Linked DNA regions of Homo sapiens: region 1 is linked to region 2. Evidence: chromatin loops called from intact Hi-C (ENCODE). Cell type or tissue: CD4-positive, alpha-beta T cell. All regions are shown on one strand.

Evidence for each region. A loop is a pair of places that touch in the nucleus more often than their neighbours do. Peaks named below come from ENCODE experiments on the same cell type or tissue, not always from the same donor. Only the 100,000 strongest peaks of a DNase experiment are listed, where the experiment ranks them.
Region 1: it touches region 2 in a loop (5-fold over the local background); 3 of 110 quality-filtered maps call a loop at or near these places.

The regions. Positions count from the first base shown.
Region 1 is chr15:64,504,958-64,509,957 of GRCh38, reverse strand. All of the region lies in intron 2 of ZNF609 (zinc finger protein 609), which reads right to left. Among named protein-coding and RNA genes, the nearest start is that of ZNF609, 47 kb to the right of the region's middle. In CD4-positive, alpha-beta T cell, no CTCF peak of the experiment used is centred here; a DNase peak (open chromatin) is centred at 2,497; H3K27ac peaks cover 357 bases.
Region 2 is chr15:64,428,112-64,433,111 of GRCh38, reverse strand. All of the region lies in intron 11 of TRIP4 (thyroid hormone receptor interactor 4), which reads right to left. Among named protein-coding and RNA genes, the nearest start is that of ZNF609, 30 kb to the left of the region's middle. RefSeq lists enhancers at 2,075-2,586, 2,587-3,098. In CD4-positive, alpha-beta T cell, no CTCF peak of the experiment used is centred here; a DNase peak (open chromatin) is centred at 2,641; H3K4me3 peaks cover 569 bases; H3K27ac peaks cover 2,006 bases.

The DNA of each region.
Region 1 (5,000 bases), 77 kb before region 2:
AAAAACAAGGATAAGGTTGGGGGGACTACAGTACTTCAATCCTCATTCTTCTCTTGACTGTTCTGGCTACCTCTGCTAATCCCTTCAAAAGACTAGTCTGTACCTTACAAGGATTAGCAGAGAGAGGAAAGAAACTTCCTGTATGAAAACAATCATGTTATCTTCATTTCAATTCTTAGGAAAATAATTCAGAAGAAGTTGGTTATATACCAAAGAAACTGACCTTAATGGAGAATAAACAAAAGCCATGGTTCTCAACCTGAGATCAGCCCTCTGCCAAAAGAAGTCCAACACACACTTCCAAACTGACCAATCAAACAACAAAACCCCAAACTTCAATGCCTCCAAATGCTCTGAATCAATCTCTCCCTGAAGCCTTCTTGGAAATCAGTAGGAGCTGGAATATTAGCTATCATAAATTCATTGTTTTCCAAAGCCTTCAGGGGATTAATTCTTCAAAGTCTCTAAGGATATCCTTTCTCCTTAATTTCACAATGACCTTGCACCTCAAAGCTAAGAACAGTAACATCAGCAACAGCTAACATTTATTGGTTACTTACTATAATGCTAGGCACTGTGCTGAATGCTTAACTCTTTTCATCTCATTTAATCCTCACAATAACCCTATGAGGTCAGTACTATTATTTACTTCCTCCATTCAGATGAGAAAAGTGGGTCTTTTTTGAATATCTTTTCTGCTCTTCTGCTCTGAAAGTCCTAAGCCCTTAGATATTCATTCCAATTTTAGGTTCCTGTCAGTTTGTCCACAAAGAGTTAAAGATATATAAGGATATTTTTAAAAGAAAAAAATCATACCTACTGCCCAGCGTTACATTTTAAAGTTTTTGGTAATTTCAATTTCACTATTAAGAGGGAAGGGTGCTCTACAATAGTAGATATCAAACTTTAGTGTGTATCACAATCAACAGGACAGCTAATGTTAAAACGCAAATTGTTGGGTCTCAGCTGGGCACAGTGGCTTACACCTGTAATCCCAACACTTTGGGAGGCCAAGGCAGGAGGATCGCTTGAAGTTAGGAGTTCAAGACTAGCCTGAACAACATAGTAAGACCCCGTCTCTAAAAAAATTTAAAAATTAGTTGGGCGTGATGGCACACACCTGTAGTCCCAGCTACTGGGGAGGTAGGAAGTGAGGTAGGAGAATCACTTGAGCATGGGAGGTTGAGGCTGCAGTGAGCCTTGATTGTGCCACTGTATTCCAGCCTGGGCAACAAAGTGAGACCCTGTCTCAAAAAAAAAAAAAAAAAAAAAATTTTCTGGGTCTCAAGCCTAGAGTTTCTAACTTTAGGGACTGGGAGGAGGTCTGAGATCCAAATTTTTATCGAATTCTCATTTGCTGCTGATACAGGGCCCACTAATTTATATGAAGGGAAAAGAAAGTAGTCCCCTCTCACCTTAGCTATCACCTTATGTGAAGACACTTCTCTACAGAGTACTTTCAACAAGACAGACACTTAGGGTTTAAAACACCTCCAGGGTCTGACAGCTTAAAGATTTATTTTTTTTCTCCCCACTTCACAAAGGCTTCAATGGCACCACTAACATGAAGGCACATGAAATCCAGAAAAAGGAAAATTAAGGACAGAATATTTATAAACTTTGCTAAGAACTTCTTACTGCTCACATTTTACTTCAGCCTGAAGTCCTTCCTTTGGGCCTCCTTGAGCAACAGATGCCAAAAGAAAAGTAGATTGCTTTGTAATACCAACCCCCAAAACAAGGATGGGCTCTTAAAATATAATAGAACTTTGCCCTGTGAACAGAAAATCTCAAAATGCTCCAAATTCCTCCTTAGTTCACCTTAGCTATCACAAAGGTCTCTCTTTTATCACACTATCCTTCATCTCAAAAGAGCTATTGCTCTTACCCAGGACTGACCCAAAGTCTACACTTTCTTAGGCAGCTTAAATATTGACTATGTCAATGTCATCTAGGATGAATGACTTTAGGGAATAGGATTTGTTAAAAATGTCTCCTCGGTCAGCCAGGAAAGGTTCTTCTGTGGGTGCTCTGAACCATGACTAAACTGTACCGAGAGAAATATATTTTAAAATATTAATATGGTCTGGCACCTTCCTGATGCTAATGGTTCCAGGCCCACCCCAATGGCACAACTGGGAAATTAAGTGAAGAGAAAAGCCATCTTCCCTCTGCTCTCTATTTCAAATGGTCCTCCTCCACAGCTTTGCCACGCACAGACTCATTCTATACATATACACAGAGATACAACATGCTCATACACACAAATAACTCTCCACAGGAACTGAAAATCAAAGCCTAACCCCATGGTTTTTAAGTGAGCAAGTCCAATTTCCTTCTTTGTAGCTCTTGACACATGCTGGCTGGGAGCCGTCTGGATTTTTTCTGCCTTGTTCCTGCACCAGAAGGCTCTGCACTGCAGGTCAGGGGATGATAAGGAAATGAACAGTGTAATTTCCAAGGCCTCTGAACACAGCCCTGTCAGCAGCTCTGGAGGCGGGTTACTCAAGCATGGCTTGAAGAGTGAAAACCACAGAGAGAGGGCTCAGACAGCCAGCAGTGGCAGGATCTCAGCTGTGTATGTTACTGCCACATCCCAAGCCCTGCTGCCTCCCTGGATGAGCTCTGCTGGTAAAAGCTCTTATACCCAAATGGCAAAAATACAAGTTCACACTGGGGGAGGAAGATTAAGGGCTAAGACTTAGATTTTTTCCATGCAGTCTTGTGTAGAAACAAAAACACTTAGCACTACTCCAGTGTCCGTGAGATTGCATATTCCGGCAAAACCACAGTAACATCTATCCAACATACCCAACCCCATGCCAGGGATATGGCCAGAAAAGAAGCTCGATTCATATGAAGTCTGAAATTCAACAGGCCACTTCAATATGCCCTAAGCTAATTTTTGGTCTTCCCCCCACCTCCAACTATAATTATCAGGGGCTTTAGAACACATCACCACCATGAAAATTTCCCAGCCTAGATTTGGAACTTCTTCAGACCATAGTGCTAAAAAGTCTTAGCTAACATGTATATCTATTCATACTGGGATTCCTGTAAAGTGGAATGTTGTTGTATTTCAGTACATTATTGCCTAGGAGAGACTAAGACCAATTTCCACTCAAACTGTATTTTTCTTTTTTCTAATATTTATTGAATGCTTCCTACGTGCCAGGCACTAAGTGTTTTATATGAATTAGCTAACTTAATCTAAAGACAAACTTTTTTTTTTTTCTTGAGACAGAGTTTTGCTCTTGTTGCCCAGGCTGGAGTGCAACAGCACAATCTCAGCTCACTGCAACCTCTGCCTCCCGGGTTCAAGTGATTCTCCTGCCTCAGCATCCTGAGTAGCTGGGACTACAGGCATGCACCACCACGCCCGACTAATTTTGTATTTTTAGTAGAGACAGGGTTTCTCCATGTTGGTCAGGCTGGTCTCGAACTCCCGACCTCAGGTGATCCACCCGCCTTGGCCTCCCAAAGTGCTGGGATTATAGGCGTGAGCCACCGCGCCCGGCCTAAAGACAAACTTAAAGGCTGGGTGTGACGGCTCATGCCTGTAATCCCAGCACTTTGGGAGGCCAAGGCGGGTGGATCACTTGAGCCCAGGAGCTCGACACCAGCCTGGCCAACACAACGAAACCCTGTCTCTACTAAAAATACAAAAATTAGCCAGGCATGGTGGTGCATGCCTGTAATCCCAGCTACTCTGGAGGTTAAGGCAGAGGTTGCAATGAGCAGAGACTGCACCACTGCACTCCAGCCTGGGCGGCAGAGTGAGACTCCCTCTCATAAATAAATAAATAAATACAAACTTATGTAGGTGCTATTTCTCTCATTTTGCAGATAAGAAAACTGAGGAAGAACAATTAAGAAACTTGGTCAAGATCACTCAGTAAATAAGTGCAAAGGTAGGAAACAAAGCCAGGTAGTCTGGCTCCAGAGTTCACACTTTTTAAAAAATTTATTATTATTATTTTTTTGAGACGGAGTCTCACTCTGTTGCCCAGGCTGGAGTGCACTAGTGCGATCACAGCTCACTACTGCAGCCTCAACCTCCCAGGCTCAAGCCAGGAGGCCTGGCTAGAGTTTACGCTTTTAGCCACTAAATTATACATAAGAGTTGATGTGAAATTCAAGTTTAGAAGGCTGGTGTTTTAAATGAGAAGTGGCCCCGAATACTTACCTTGAAAGGAAAATTCTCAAACTTTGATGTATATAGCAATTATCTGGAGAGACTTCTGGAAGTACAGATTTCTGGGCCCTTACCCCAAAAACTTATTCGGCATATCTAGGGTAGGGTCCAAGAATGTGCATTTTTGATACTCTGGTGATGTACATGGTTTTATGGGACACACTTTTAGGAACTCTGCTGTAGACGGTAAACTGTAAGCTCCTCAAAAAGCAGAGACCATCTCTGTTTTATTTACCAGTGTATACCCAATACCAAGTAGAAAACCTAGTATCTAAAATGCATTCAATTAATGTACTGACTGAATGAAAAGTGATAACAATTAGCCAACAGTATATCTTCTCTACAAAATACTTAGTAATATCCACAATACATTTGAAGGTCTGCCTATTAGTGATGTGTCCAAGGAAGAAGCACTAGAACAGGGTTTTTTTTCTTACCTGCAATTGCCAAGTAAAGAAAGAACTATTCCTCAATTATTATAATGAAAATTTGGCTGGATGAAATATTCCAGAACACACACACATATATCATAAGTAGTCAAGCTCAAAGTAGCAGTTTTAAAGTAACTTTCCTTCTTTATAAATAACAGGATAGGTTCAGTGCCAGCTGTAATGGTTATTCTTTGCAAACATCATTCATTACCTTACCTAAAATCCTAAACTCAAAGATCCTTTGTTTATTGAGTGTCTACAATGTTAAAGTCACTGTGAAAAACAAGTGAAAGCAGTTTTGGGGTAAAAGCAATTTTGGAGTATGTAAGCATTTTCATCTAATGTTTCAAGGTAGTCTTTACATTGAAAAAATG
Region 2 (5,000 bases):
TCTTTTAAGACAGTTAGGTTCACTTTTTATTTTATATTTGGTTTATATACATATCTACCTAGAAGTCTTTCAAACATCTGAGGACAGAATCTACAGTTGATTCATCCTTTTGTTTCTCTTAGTGTTTAGAACAGTGCCTGATTTATAATAGGCTCTCAAGTGTTTATTTATTTATTTATTTATTTATTTTTATTTATTTTTGAGATGGAGTCTTGCTCTGTTGCCCAGGCTGGAGTACAGTGGCGCAATCTTGGCTCACTACAACCTCCACCTCCCGGGTTCAAGAGATTCTCCTGCCTCAGCCTCCCGAGTAGCTGGGATTACAGGCGCATGCCACGACGCCCAGCTAATTTTTTGTATTTTTAGTAGAGAAGGGGTTTCACCATGTTAGCCAGGATAGTCTTGATCTCCTGACCTTGTGATCCGCCCATCTTGGCCTCCCAAGCTGCTGGGATTAAAGGTGTGAGTCACCACGCCCGGCTGTATTTATTTATTTATTTTTCAGACAGAGTCTTGCTCTGTCACCCAGGCTGGAGTGCAGTGGCGCAATCTCGGCTCACCGTAACCTCTGCCTCCCAGGATCAAGTGATTCTCCTGCCTCAGTGACCCAAGTAGCTGGGATTACAGGGGTGCGCCACCATGCCCAGCTAATTTTTGTATTTTTAGTAGAGATGGTCACCAAGCTGGTCAAGCTGGTCTCAAGAGCCTGACCTTGAGTGATCCGCCTGCATCGGTCTCCCAAAGCGGTGGGATTACAGGCGTAAACCACTGCGCCTGGCTCAAGTATTTATTAATGAATAAATATATATGAAAATCTTAAGAATTTCATGTTTATTTTCAGATGAAAACCAAAACACTAAATACATGGAAAAGTGGTAATATTTCCCATCTCTCTTCAGGATAAGTACAACAGAAAACATAATGCTCAGCCAGGCATGGTGGCTCATGCCTGTAATCCCAGCACTTTGGGAGGCCGAGGCAGGCGGATCACGAGGTCAAGAGTTCAAGACTAGCCTGGCCAACATGGTGAAACCCTGTCTCTACTAAAAATACAAAAATTAGCCGGGCGTGGTGGTGCGTACCTGCAATCCCAGCTACTCAGGAGGCTGAGGCAGGAGAATTGCTCGAACCTAGGAGGCAGAGGTTGCAGTGAGCCAAGATCACTCCACTGCACTCCACCACCCTGGACGACAGAGTACGACTCCGTCTCAAAAAAAAAAAAAAAAAAAAAAAAGAAAACACAATGCTCTTTGGATAAAAAAAATATATATATATATATAATATAAATGGTTTCTGAAACCATTTAAGTGGGTACTTAATACCCAGACTGCAAATAACCCTAAAGACAGTCTGTTTTGATCTAGAAACTCTAGTCAATGTTCCAGTTTTGTTTTTTTTTTTAATTTGAGATGGAGTCTCACGCTGTTGCCCAGGCTGGAGTGCAGTGGTGCAATCTCTGCTCACTGCAACCTCTGCCTCCCGGGTTCAAGTGATTCTCCTGCCTCAGCCTCCCAAGTAGCTGGGATTACGGGCACCCACTACCACACCCAGCTAATTTTTTTTTGTATTTTTAGTAGAGACAGGGTTTCACCATGTTGGCCAGGCTGGTCTTGAACTCCTGACCTCATGATCCACCAGCCTCCGCCTCCCAAAGTGCTGGGATTACAGGCGTGAGCCACCGTGCCCAGCCTGTCAATGTTCCAGTCTTCAAGAGAATTCCAAAACTACATTCCCTATATCTCACTCAAGTGAGCTGTGATTTTAATGAATTGTCCAGGGTTAAGCTAGTTGTTAGTAACATAACAATTTTTCTTCTTGTTGAGTCTCAGATAACAGCCCTCATCGTGAGGGCTGTTATCGGAATATTTTGAGGTCTATATATTGGCAGATTTTCTCAGTACAACAGACAGGACATTTTCACATATTTTAAAAGAGAATTTGTGGACTGCATTTTGAATTCCAGTGCCTGGTTTGAATACTGACTATTAAATCCTTCATTTTCTAATTTCTCATCTCTCAGACTCACAGACAATTCATTGGTGATAGAAGCTGATGATTTCCACAAACGAAGTGATACTTGGAATCTTCCTGAAGATCTATGTTGCTTGGATACTCTTTTTTTTTTAAAGTTTTAAAAATTGCTTACTTTTCTTCCAGCAAATTCTCCTAGATCCTGAAGATACTTTTCTAGAAAAAGGAAGAAGTAATATTCTCTTCCCTATTGGAAGACTACAAGTCTACTGCCGTCAATTATTGGAAACAGGCACCCAGCAGTATAACTGCTTCAGCATAATTCCTTGAAGATAGGGTCTTGGCTATTGTAAAAGCTGTAAGATCAAATAGACTAAAGGGTCAGTAAGCTGGCAGGAAAGGAATGGATTCAGTTCAGAAGAAATAGAATAATCAATGACCTTGGAGATTTCAGACAAATCAGATTTTCTATTGAAGGCAGGGATATAAATAGCACAAACACAACACAGACACGTAGAAACAAAAGCCACCAACTCAACTTTTTGTTTGAAAACTTGTTAGGTCTAGAGAACTGTTCAAACCACAGCTGCTAATGGTTATGGATTTGGCAATCAAAATGTCTTTGTTAAAAAAAAAAAGTTTTAACTGCCTTACTATTGAGGTTACAAACCACAGCCTTGATGCATTGTTGCAGTCAACATCCTCCCTGCTGTTTTTGAGAGCTTACATCTGCTGCTGGCAGATAAAATGCTGGCAAACAGCATGGGCTCCTTCCAGGGGAATCACAGGAGAAGCTTTAACGAGATGGCTCTCATCTACCTTTTTACCCTGAGTTGAACCCATAGCCTTTTCTATATCACTTCTACCTTCTCTAGGCTGATCCTCTGCCATTACTCAGGAGGGTTGAGGATCTAGAGGAATTTTTTCTGGCACAAATTAGTCATGTTGGCCATACTAATCTTAGAAGATAAAAAGGAAGACTAGTTCATGGCTCAGGAGAAAGCACATATTTTTAAAGCCATTTAACAGTGTAGTGCACTTGATTTTAAAACAACCACTAACAAAACCTTTTCGATTTTCTTTTTTTAAGAGGACTAAATGATCACACTATGCCAAAAATAGTGAGGGTTTAGTGTATTTTAACTTATCAAAGAAAGGCCAAGAATGTGAGGTCAGAAGTAAATTACTGAATTTTGGGGGGAAAAGAAAAAGGAACAGCATGTAAAGGCAAAATGTGGTCCAAGTCACACAGGAAGTTAGTTTCAGTTGAAGTAAAAATTACTAGATCCACATTAGTTTTCAAAGAAAATGCAATTCAACTGGGTGATAAATGAATATGGAGATACTGAAGGGAAGGCACAGGTCACAGTTAGGAAACTACTTCCTAGATGGTTCTCTCTCAGTGAGTTGACCTATGAGAATACAGAAAAATCAAGCATACTTAGACTAACACTCCTAAACTGTAAATACCATGATACCAGTTCTGTAGTATGTAAATAGGTAGTGCATGTTTGGGTGGGGGATTAATTTATGCTCAAAGTTTTGAGAACACTGCATGTTATATCCACCTCATAGAGAGTCATAATCCACACTAGCATATTAAGGGCTCTGAGATGTTCTACAGTAAACAGATCTGTTTAATCCAAAGGTATTTCCCAAATTTGTGTTTCAGAGAACACCTATGCCATGGAATAGTTTGGTAAATGCTAGTCAAGAGCCATTATTCCTAAACTCTCAACTCATTCATTCAGAAAACAAGAATGAGGCTGGTATAATAGATTAGACAACTACATTTCTTTTTTTATTTTTATTTTATTTTTTTTGAGACAGAATTTTGCTCTTGTCACTCAGGCTGGAGTGCAGTGGCACAATCTCGGCTCACTGCAACCTCTGCCTCCCAGGTTCAAGCAATTCTCCTGCCTCAGCCTCCCCAGAAGCTGAGATTACAGGCTCCTGCCACCACGCCTGGCTAATTTTTGTAGTTTTTTAGTAGAGACGGGGTTTCACCATGTTGGCCAGGCTGGTCTCGAACTCCTAGCCTCAAGTGATCCACCCGCCTCGGCCTCCCAAAGTGCTGGGATTATAGGCATGAGCCACCACGCCCAACCCAAAAGCTACAACTTTTAAAACTGATAAACTCTTTACTCAATAAATAAGATAAAAATAGGGCTAACATCAATTCTAAATAAATTCATATGCTACCCTTAAACACAGAAAAGAAACAGTGGAGGCCAGGCACAGTGGCTCACACCTGTAATCCCAGCACTTTGGGAGGTCAATGCGGGTGTATCACCTGATGTCAGGAGTTCGAGACCAGCCTGACCAACATGGTGAAACCCTGCTTCTACTAAAAATACAAAAAAAAATGGCCAGGTGTGGTGGTATGTGCCTGTAATCCCAGCTACTCAGGAGGGTGAGGCAAGAGAATCGCTTGATCCTGAGAGGCAGAGGTTGCAGTGAGCCAAGATTGCACCACTGCATTCCAGCCTGGGCAACAGAGTGAGACTCCGTCTCAAAAAAAAGAAAAAAGAAACAGTGGGAAAAAGTTACAGAAAAGCCAACCATAGGGAAAATGGGTATGGGATTCCCATGTCTGATGAAGCCTAGTGGCTTCTGTTATATTTTAATGTTATATATCAGAGACATTCATAAAGAGAGTTGCCAGCACCTCTAGCTGGAAACATATGGGAGGATTCCTGCACTTCTACATGCTGTTCAAAGCAACCTCAGGAAATGAGATACAATATAAGTTAAAGGAGAAGTATCATGAAAAAGAGGTATCCTTCAGAAATCAACAAGACTTGTTTTAATTAGATTTCTAATTCCTGTAACCTTCATAGTATTCCATAGATCAGGATTATAGTTTCCTACCCTTCTCTACACAAATTTGTGGCACAAAGAAGATTGGCTATCTAGAGATTGAAATCATTTGACCTTGTATCAGGTGGTAGTTTGCTTGATCAATAGATGAGAAAATAAAGCAAGGCCGCTTGCCAAAAACCATCATCCACATTGCCAGATGCTCCTGG